Linked DNA regions of Homo sapiens: region 1 is linked to region 2. Evidence: read pairs that join two places in POLR2A ChIA-PET (ENCODE). Cell type or tissue: IMR-90. All regions are shown on one strand. Links, peaks and the distances in the headings refer to the core of each region. The heading gives the core; the rest is flanking DNA.

What was found. Peaks named below come from ENCODE experiments on the same cell type or tissue, not always from the same donor. Only the 100,000 strongest peaks of a DNase experiment are listed, where the experiment ranks them.
Region 1: POLR2A ChIA-PET joins it to region 2 with 15 read pairs; 2 of 35 experiments call an interaction of 5 or more read pairs at or near these places.

The regions. Positions count from the first base shown.
Region 1 is chr6:158,653,045-158,658,576 of GRCh38, forward strand. All of the region lies in intron 2 of SYTL3 (synaptotagmin like 3), which reads left to right. Among named protein-coding and RNA genes, the nearest start is that of SYTL3, 5.8 kb to the left of the region's middle. In IMR-90, for the core only: no CTCF peak of the experiment used is centred there; DNase peaks (open chromatin) are centred at 737, 1,657 and 2,217; H3K27ac peaks cover 2,767 bases.
Region 2 is chr6:158,349,762-158,355,293 of GRCh38, forward strand. The region is part of intron 1 of TULP4 (TUB like protein 4); the gene reads left to right. Among named protein-coding and RNA genes, the nearest start is that of SNORA116, 30 kb to the left of the region's middle. In IMR-90, for the core only: no CTCF peak of the experiment used is centred there; no DNase peak of the experiment used is centred there.

The DNA of each region.
Region 1 (5,532 bases), core at 81-5,080, 300 kb after region 2:
TATAAACGCACATCTTCATTTCTGTGTCAGACTTTCTGATGGATATGCATGCGTGCTGTCTCATTGTTGCAAAAATGAGTCTTTTAAGCCTATGAATAGGGAACTGAGCTGAGAGCTGTTCTTTATTCATCACCTTCCTTTGTGGCTGTAATCAGCTTCCGTAAAGAATCTATGCAAGCAGGCCGGTCGCAGTGGCTCACACCTGTAATCCCAGCACTTTGGGAGGCCACGGTGGGCAGATCACCTGAGGTTGGGAGTTTGAGACCAGCCTGACCAACATGAAGAAACCCTGTCTCTACTAAAAATACAAAATTAGCGGAGGATGGTGGTGCATGCCTGTAATGTCAGCTACTCGGGAGGTTGAGGCAGGAGAATTTCATGAACCTGGGAGGCGGAGGTTGTGGTGAGCCAAGATCGCGCCATTGCATTCCCGCCTGGGCAACAAGAGCGAACTCCGTCTCAGAGAAAAAAAAAAAGAATCTATGCAAGCAAAAAAGTCATGAGGTTTTCAGGTAAAATTTCAAGGACAATGCAGTCACTCAACTTTTCCCCTGTGTACGAGGCAGAAAGCATGGTGGCTGCACGCTGAAGCTGTGAAACTTCTCAAGGAAATAGCTGTGGTAAACAATACAGGAGCGAGCTGCCGCCCGCTTGAAATGACCTGCAGGGCTGTGGCTTGTGGGCTTTGAGAACGTTCTGTAGTCTTCCCTTGAAAGCGTGTGTGGTGATGACAGTCACATTCACACGCACTCATGCTACCGCAGATCTCTGCATTTCCACTCTGGTGACGTTTCCCCCGTACCAGGGAGGGCTGAACATTTATTTCCTTTGATCTGATGACTGACTGCTCAGAGACAATAGATGATTGGATGAAAGAAATAGGGGCCCCTAAGAATAAACAATGTGTCCCTTTCCCATCCTCCTCATCTCTTTTCTTCATTGGTTTTACTTTTCTTGTACTTTTCCCCTTTCACCAGATTTAGAAGCCAAAGTCAAGATTTGCTGTTAGGCTGAGGAAAGCAAGCAGGCATTGTTTCAAACTCCTAGTGCATGGCTGACTATTTCAGTCCCCTGGCGGAGCTGTCCCACACGTCTCTCCCTGGGAAGCCCTCCCTGGTCCCACCAGCCCTCTCTGCTCCTGTGTGGAGTGACTCTTGCCTTCTGATCCTTGGGTTTTGTACTCATCCCACCATGTTATGAGTTATTTGTCTGTGTGTCCATGTTCTGGCTGGGATGGGTCCTTCTTAAATGCAGAGATTGAGTCTCACTTCTTTTTAGATCCTCGATATCTGGCACGTGCTTGATACATAGAGGCCAATAAAATCAGTGTTGAACTGACACACTCAATGCCGTAACCAAACTGTGTTTGTCTGGATGCCGAAGTTCCACTGGGATACAGCATGACCAGATAAAGACCAATGGAAACACCTAGATTGAAGTTTTCCCCATGGCTGCCCGCGTCCCTCCCAATCCCAGAACAGTGGCTTAACTTCCTACTCTTGGGCCTTCCTGAAGGGGAGATGGAAGGGTAGAAGAAACCCTTTTGAGTCGGGCTTGCTTTGTTCTGGCTGTTGCTCTAGGGCTGTGCCTGGATGACTCAGTGAGTTCCCCAAACAGCCCTGTGAAGCAGGGATGGCTCCATGTCACGGAGGAGGAAGGCCAGTCTCCCAGAGATGAAGCAGCTGGCCTGAGAGCACGTGGCTGAGTCCTGGCTGGGTATGAGCCCAGACTGTCTGGCTCCAAAAGTGACACAGAGACAGGATGGCTGAGTGTCGGGGGGGCTTCTCCACATGGCTGTAGGAGAATGTTTCCTTCCAGGTGGTGCTGTGGTGTGGGATTTATTCATTTTTAATTGCCAGATAAAATCAGGCTGATCGATGGAGTGCTGTAAAACAAAGACAGGCACCATTACAAAAATGTAGCAGGGGAGTTAGGAGACTGGATCTAAGCTCCGAGCAGGTGAGGACGGTGCCTGACTCAGTGCTTGGGACATCATAGAGCATTTAAGATCTTGTTGAGCAAATGATGGAGTGACCGAATAAATGTCATCCTGGGAAAATGGACCTAGGAGATTTCCGTATTCAAGCTATGAGATTGTGAATTCCTGCGTGAGATGATTAACATACAATTTCAAAGATTCCTGTTAAATTCCAAAATGACTCAGATTTTTCTATGCTTTTTGGATTTCTGAAGACTGAGGTTTTCTGCAGTGAGGACTCACTTGCCCCCTGCCCGTCCTTACTTCCTGCTGTACTTGAATATGGGCTTCCTGCCCTAGGAAGGAAGTTTGACATCGGAGTAAATCTCCGTGTCGCAATATTCTTCAGGTTTCTCAATTCAAGCCAAACATCAAGTGCCTCCTGGCTGGGTGATGGGGGAATCGCTGAAATCTGATATTGTCCCTAGAAGGCAAACACTCAAGACAGAATGAAATCAGGGTCACCATCGAAATATACAAATTAGAAAGCAGTTAAATTTGAAGGAGCAATGGATCTTTATTGTAAATGAGGAGAAAGTTTCTGAACTGGGTAGCCTTGATCTGGCCCTTGAAGGGCTAATAGTAAGAGTGAGGCTGCTCTTACTGTTAGTACCACGACTGTCAGCCGGCATTAGCTGAGTGTACTTATGAGCTGAGCACTGTGCTCTAGAGGTCTCCACATGCATCAGCACGTTTCGTCATCATAGCACCGCCGTGAAGTGGGTGCTGCACCTGTCTACTTCGTAGATGAGGACATGAAGCCCCAGAGGGCTTAAGTAACTTGCCCATCATCAGCTCAACAGCAAGTCGGTGGCAGAGGCAGCTACTCACCCACACAGCCAGCCCCCAGCCCTGGTCTCATGACTGTCCCCATCTCTTGCCTCATTGGGCAGAAGGAAGAGTGGGGCCGATGCGTGGAAATGCAGAGCGCATGTGGTCAGGGAATGGTCTTGAATGAGGTCAGTATGGGAGTGGCGAGCATTCTGTGGGAACTGAGGATGGAGGAGTCAGGAGAACTGGATCGGGAGGTCACGACTGGGATGCCTGTGCTTTAGAATGTGTTTACGGGAAGGGAAAACCAGCGTGACTTCACTGGAGAGTGGAAGAGTGACACATTCCCACCTCAGTATTGTCACATCTGCCGTCTCTCACCCTAGAGATGCCTTCTCCTCCTTTCCAATCCTCACACAACTCCCCTCTTCTCCCAGGCCTGGCGGTGGCGTCTCAGCCAGGCAGGTGTCCTGTCCTTTCCTGTCACCTGTCAGTCTTCCTCTTCCTCGTGGTCCATTCAGCAACATCACTGCTGCTCTGGGTGGTTGCATGTGGTCGTTTGCCTGCAAGCAGGTGGGTGCAGCCAGTTCAGGACCCCTGTGACAACTATTCCTGTTACCTGCTTTGTGAGTGTTAAAAATGTCATCCTTGGCCGGGTGCGATGGCTCACGCCTGTAATCCCAGCACTTTGGGAGGCTGAGGCGGGCAGATCACGAGGTCAGGAGATCGAGACCATCCTGGCTGACACGGTGAAACCCCATCTCTACTAAAAGTACAAAAAATTAGCCGGGCATGGTGGCAGGCGCCTGTAGTCCCAGCTACTCAGGAGGCTGAGGCAGGAGAATGGCGTAAACCCGGGAGGTGGAGCTTGCAGTGAGTGGAGATTGTGCCACTGCACTCCAGCCTGGGCGACAGAGCGAGACTCTGTCTCAAAAAAAAAAAAATCATCCACCTTACTCCCTTACTCTATTGTTGTAGAAGGGCCTGAAGCACAAACCTGGTGTTGTGTGGTGATGGCGGGACAGTGTGGAGAAATATGCAGCGAATTTTAATAGATTTCACAGAATTCCTTGACTACCTCATGTTCTACTTCAAAATGGCACAAAACCAAAAGCATTCAAGAGAGAATTACATTTGTTTTATCCATTTTTAAGACTATGTAAAGTAACTCCATGTGGTTTTTCATATCTTGCTAGTGTAAGTGACCAGAATTTAAATCTGTAAAGGTTCACTTTTTCTTGCTAATGCTGTGAGGTGTTTGGAAGTTATCTCTGATCTTCCTGGTACTTACTATAGGCTCATTCAGTTTACTAATTAACTCCATCTGCCACCTTAAAAACCCTTAGTAGTGGCCGGGCACGGTGACTCATGCCTGTAATCCCAGTACTTTGGGAGGCCGAGGCGGACAGATCAACTGAGGTCAGGAGTTCAAGACCAGTCTGGCCAACATGGTGAAACCCTTTCTCTACTAAAAATACAAAAATTAGCCGTGTGTGATGGCGCGTGCCTGTAATCCCAGCTACTCAGGAGGCTGAGTCAAGAGAATCGCTGGAACCTGGGAGGTAGAGGTTGTAGTGAGGCGAGATTGCACCATTGCACTCCAGCCTGGGTGGCAGAGCGAGACTCTGGCTCAAAAAAAAAAAAAAAAAAAAAGAGAGAAAAAGAAAAAAGAAAAAAAGAGAAACTGTTAATGGCTAGGAAAAACTTTATGAAAAAACAAAACAAAAAACCTGAAAGATAATTTTAAAATGAGTAAATTGTCACCTAGGCATACTTTGTCTTGGAAAAATAGACTATGACTCTGTCTCAAAAGAAAAGAAGTAAAGGGATAGTGAATGATAATATGTACTTGTATATGTAAACTGCATGAGAAGACAAGGTGAAATAGTCAGATGTTTGCATACATCAAATCATATTAAGGACATTGTCTGCAGACGCGGGCCATCAATACATGGCATAGTGATTCCAGTACCATAAGCAATGTTGCCCTCCATGATGTCTTTCTGAAACAATAAAAAATTCTTGTTAAAGTTTGAAATGAAACAAAATAGTCTTCCTTCCATTTACACACTAGTTGCATTTCTTTTTTTTTTTTTAACTTATTACTATTATTTTTTGAGACGGAGTCTTGCTCTGTCGCCCAGGCTGGAGTGCAGTGGCACTATCTCAGCTCACTGCAAGCTCTGCCTCCCAGGTTCATGCCATTCTCCTGCCCCAGCCTCCCAAGTAGGTGGGACTACAGGCGCCTGCCACAACACCCGGCTAATTTTTTGTATTTTTAGTAGAGACGGGGTTTCACTGTGTTAGCCAGGATGGTCTCAATCTCCTGACCTCGTGATCCGCCTGCCTCAGCCTCCCAAAGTTCTGGGATTACAGGCGTGAGCCACCACGCCCGGCCCACTAGTTGCATTTCTAGAACATTTGGAGTGTACAAAACCCTGCAAAATATACTTTTAAATATGAGTTAAATTCTGTTGTTAATTAAAATTTTTTTTTGCCTAAATGACTTGTATGATTTATATGAAAATGCAAGACAGTTATTTGTCGCTGTGACAATCATATATACTCCACACATTCCTAAAGATGGGGGTATGGTACTGCACTCATTGAAAAGCTGGAGCGAGTCCCGCTGAAATGAAGCAACTGTGGTTCAATCGAATGCCCAACGCCATCAAGCCAGTGGGGACACCAGTGGAACACTGGAAACCAAAGAGAAATGACCTTCATAGCTTTCTGGTCAATCTTGATGCTACCATAGGATGATGCTCTATGCTATACCTCTT
Region 2 (5,532 bases), core at 483-5,482:
CAGAGGCACTCCTCACTTCCTCCCAGACGGGGCGGCCGGGCAGAGGCGCTCCTCACCTCCCAGATGGGGCGGCCGGGCAGAGGCGCTCCTCACCTCCCAGACGGGGCGGCCGGGCAGAGACGCTCCTCACCTCCTAGGTGGGGCGGCCGGGCAGAGGCACTCCCCACTTCCCAGACGGTGTGGCGGCCGGGCAGAGGCACTCCTCACCTCCCAAACGGGGCGGCCGGGCAGAGGCGCTCCTCACTTCCCAGGCGGGGCAGCCGGGCAGAGGCGCTCCTCACTTCCTCCCAGACGGGGCAGCCGGGCAGAGGCACTCCACTTCCCAGACGGGGCAGCCGGGCAGAGGCGCTCCTCACTTCCCATTCGGGGCAACCGAGCAGAGGCGCTCCTCACTTCCTCCCAGACGGGGCGGCCGGGCAGAGGCTCTCCTCACTTCCTAGACAGGGTGGGGGCCAGGCAGAGGTGCTCTTCACTTCCCAGACGGGGCGGCCGGGCAGAGGGGCTCCTCACATCCCAGACGATGGGCGGCCAGGCAGAGACGCTGCTCACTTCCTAGATGGGGTGGCGGGCGGGCAGAGGCTGTAATCTTAGCACTTTGGGAGGCCAAGGCAGGCGGCTGGGAGGGGGAGGTTGTAGCAAGCCGAGATCACGCCACTGCACTCCAGCCTGGGCAACATTGAGCACTGAGTGAGTGAGACTCTGTCTGCAATCCCAGCACCTCGGGAGGCCGAGGCAGGCAGATCACCCGAGGCCAGGAGCTGGAGACCAGCCCGGTCAACACGGCAAAACCCCGTCTCCACCAAAAATACAAAAACCAGTCAGGAATGGTGGCATGTGCCTGGAATCCCAGGCACTCGGCAGGCCGAGGCAGGAGAATCACGGGAGCCCGAGGCAGGGAGGTTGCAGCGAGCTGAGATCATGGCAGTACAATCCAGGCTTGGCAAGAGAGGGAGACCGTAGAAAGAAAGGAAGAGGGGAGAGGGGAGATGGGAGAGGGGAGAGCTTTTTTTTTTTTTTAAAGAAGAGTCTTGCTCTGTTGCCCAGGCTGGAGTGAAGTGGTGCAATCTCGGCTCACTGCAGCCTCCGCCTCCCGGTTTCCAGCGATTCTCTTGCCTCAGACTCCTTGGTGGCTGGGATTACTGCCACCACTGCTGGCTAACTTTTGTATTTTTAGTAGAGATAGGGTTTCACCATGTTGGCCAGGCTGGTCTTGAACTCCTGACCTCAGGCAGTTCACCTGCCTCGGCCTCCCAAAGTGCTAGTATTACAGGCATGAGCTACCACGCCTGGCCCTGTTTTGGTCTTTATCAGTGGCTGTGTATGCTTTCACAGAGTTCAAATGGGTGCGAACTTGTCCCTGGATACTTTGCATTGCATTTTTATATGGATGGTCCTGAGTTATACAGTACTGAACCCCGAATACTAACACTTATGTAGGCACCTTGATGAAAAACTAGAGTGATGTTAGGTATGAATGCTTGATTAAGCCCATTCTTTTAGTGCAGAACTGCCTTGTGGCTCAGCCTGTGTAGCTGAGATGAGCATTTCTTAGCCTTGCACTATATATTTTTGTGCCTCAGTTCTCTGTGAAGTCTTCTTATGAGGCTGAGGCTGTGCAAGACTTGGTGAGAGTGTTAGCTTCTGAATAGAGAGGCTTCAGCAACCCGTTTTTGCAAATTAATCAAAAGTTGAATAAGGCTTGTTGTTAAATTAAAATTGTATTGCCTGTTTACAAGTGATAGTTATACATACTGTGTTCTTAAGATATGAAAAAGCACTGGTGGCATTTCCTGGGAAAAACGTAGTGGATTTGCTCCCTTTTATAACTGTATTTGTGGACTTTACAAACTTAGACACCTTATGTAACTCAGGGATTGTCTATATTGACAAAGCTGATGAATTTGTGATGTGTAATAATTAAGTAGCATCTTTTTGTGTTGTTAAACTTTTTTTTTTTTTTTTTTTTTTTTTTTTTGAGACAGAGTCTCACTCTGTTGCCCAGGTTGGAGTGCAGTGGCGCCATCTCAGCTCACTGCAGCCTCCACCACATCCTGGGTTCAAGCGATTCTCCTGCCTCAGCCTCCCGAGTAGCTGGGATTATAGGCATGTGCCACCCCACCCAGCTAATTTTTGTATTTTTAGTAGAGACAGGGTTTCACCATGTTGGCCAGGCTGGTCTTGAGCCCCTGACCTCAGATGATGCGTCTGCCTTGGCCTCCCAAAGTGCTGGGATTACAGGCGTGAGCTACCACACCCAGCCCCATTATTTGTTTAAATAATTACTTATTGGGGCATTTAAAAATATATTTATATTTTCCTTAGAATAAATACTGTGTTAGTCTGTACAAATTCTTTTGGGGCTGCAGTCTCAAAAGTGGAATGAATAGGATTAAAAACTTGAATAGTTTAAAATTTTTCTTGTATATTTCCAGATATCCATTGGAAAGACTGGCAAAATCATGAGGACCAGGTTTTTTAAGAAGAGACTTCTGGAGTCTAAAATTTCTAGATCTTATGAAGTCTTAATTTGTTGTTAATTAAAGGATATAAAGTGGTTTATCAAGTTTTAGTTTCTACTTTTTCATTTATTCATTAGATGAAATTTTAAATATTATCCATTTGTCATGATATGGACTGACACTGGTTCTTTTTTTGAGACGGAGTCTTACTCCGTCACCAGGCTGGAGTGCAGTGGCACGATCTCGGCTCACTGCAAACTCCACCTCCCGGGTTCAAGTGATTCTCCTGCGTCAGCCTCCCGAGTACCTGGGATTACAGGTGCCCACCACCACGCCTGGCTAATTTTTGTATTTTTAGTAGAGCTGGGGTTTCACCATGTTGGCCAGGATGGTCTTGATCTCTTGACCTTGTGATCCACCCGTCTTGGCCTCCCAAAGTGCTGGGATTACAGGCGTGAGCCACCGTGCCTGGCCCCGATACTGGTTCTTTAACTTTTGGGAGGATAGTAAATTTTTTAATGTTGGATTTGGCGTGTTCTCCCCATCCATTAAAACATTGTTTTTTATTTAAATATTGGAAAAAACCTTTCTCCTTTAATCACACCCTCTGTATCTCTAATAATCACATTTGGCTTTGTTTTATAGTTAAATACATACATCTATTTATTTTAAGATGTTATTATGATTTAAGTAATAAAGGAAAAGTGTATGAGTTTTTGCTCTCAAAATATTCTTTCGTATTTGTGTCTACTTAATTTTTCTGATAAATTTTACAATCATTTTTTATTCGAAGTAGGCAAGCCTGCAGAGAGCAGGCTCCAGCTGATGAAAAAAGTTTTCAGGCCCCAAATAAGGGTGAACCAGCTAGAAACCTTCCTTAGGATTGATATTGCTATGTAGCATGGCTGTCCCCATCGACCTCCCAGGCCTCCTGGCTTCAGTAATTTGTGCTGTGTCTCCCAGTCCCTGCCTCTATGTGGCTCTTTCCACAGAGTTTTTGATAATGCTTCAAACCTACATATGAATTGGGCAGATGTCTCTGTTGCTGTATTTAGTATTCCAGATAGAATCCTCATATATCTCTCCACTTGTCTTTCTTTATTCCCATTAGGGTTTTAAAATTTTCTTTAAATAGATTGCTTATATCCTACTTAAAGTTAATTCTCCCAAATTGGTGTTTTGCAAATGTGATTGCTTTGCAATTTTATTTTCAGATCCTGTAGCTATGTATAATTTTTTGAAATTTTGAAACCAAGGACAATACACATTTATATATATTTAAATTTATTTATTACGGTACTCTTTGTAAATTGAGGGTGGTGTACCTAGTAAAATTCTCAGTGTGTTCTTTTTTCTGCACTACCTGAAAATACCTTTTCTATTTTCAGTCTACAAGTTTACAGCTTCTTTAATTCGTTCAGGTGTCACTTTATTGAGTGCTATTTGTGGAGAAACAGATACAGAGTCTGAAAATACTGCATTGCTTGTTTGTTAATATGTTCAAATGCACTTTTATCTTCTATCTTTAAATCTCTGTGAATAGATCATTCTTAAAGTCCTTGCAAGCACTGAAATTGTTTCTGGAGATTAAAACAAAGTGAATTCTCTAACAATAAAAATATTTTAAATAGACTTAGATTTTATTGATGGAAGGTAGAAGTACCTGGGCATTCCCTAAAGGGGTTTTATTTTATGTGGGCGCTTGTTGAGAAATGTCTGAGAACAGCATCTTCTCTGAATCAGCTGCAGTGGTTGCTGTGGTCATCGGCCCCAGAGTCTTCGGGGAGCAATTTTGTTGACACAGGAGATGTTCTCATCTAGCATGTGTCCTCACCTGAAGGCCCATCAGGATTCTTAGCTGGCACCGTTTCCTGAGGAGTGCCTTTGGAAGGAATCTTCAGAGTAATTGTGTGACCACTGGTAACCTTAGGGAATTTTACTAGAGGATTGTGTCTTTATTTTCCCTAGTATTTGTACTTCTCCTTGGAGGAAGGTATTTAATAATTTTGGTTGACGGAAAAACAAAGGAGTGAACTAATAAGGATAGAAGCTAATATATGAATAGCCTTTATGTGTTTTATGTTTTTTTAAGTTGATCTCTAAGGCATTTGGAGAGCATCCAGCTACATGATGTCATTACCGAACAAGTGAAGCCATGGGGCATACATTCTGTCGTACTCACAGGCTGGCATTTTCCATTATGTTACCACATTTGTCGACTGGTGTCACCAAGAACAAATGCAAACATCTGTCTTCTTGTAGATGTGGAATATTTGTAATAGGCATACTTAACACGGTATCAGCTTTTTCTTGTTTCATTGCTTTAGGGAAAAAAATGTATTGAGATGGCTTGCTGACAGATGTGAATAAAGAATAAAATGTTTGCCCTTGGCTGGGCATGGTGGCTCATGCCTGTAGTCCCAGCACTTTAGGAGGCCAAGGCGGGAGGATCACTTAAGGTCAGGGATTTGAGTCTAGTCTGGGCAACGTAGCAAGACCCCATCTCTAAAAAACAACATTGGCTGGGTACAGTGGTGCACACCTATAGTCCTGGCTGCTCAGGAAGCTGAGGCGGGATGATTGCTTGGGCCCAGGAGTTCTAGGTTACAGTGAGCTATAACTGCGCCACTGTACTCCAGTCTAGGTGACAGAGCAAGACCCCATCTCAAAAAAAAAAAAAAAACCAGAAAGCCCTCAAGATGCTCATTTGCTCATTGTCAAGTATAAATAATTGCCATACAGGAAAATAATAGTTGGGTACAGTTGTGTACGTGGTGTGAGAAATTCTGAGGAAGTTCTTCAGGGGATGATTCAGACCAGCTGAATTATAAGCAGAAGTTTTTTGTTGGTTTTTGTTGTTGTTGTTTTTGAGACAAAGTCTTGCTCTGTCACCTAGACTGGAGTACAGTGGCACAGTTATAGCTCACTGTAACCTAGAACTCCTGGGCCCAAGCAATCATCCCGCCTCAGCTTCCTGAGTAGCTGGGACTACAGGAATGTGTCCCAGCTACTGTCCCATGCCCAGGTAATTAAAATAATTATTTTGTAGAGGTGGGGGTCTTGTTCTATTACC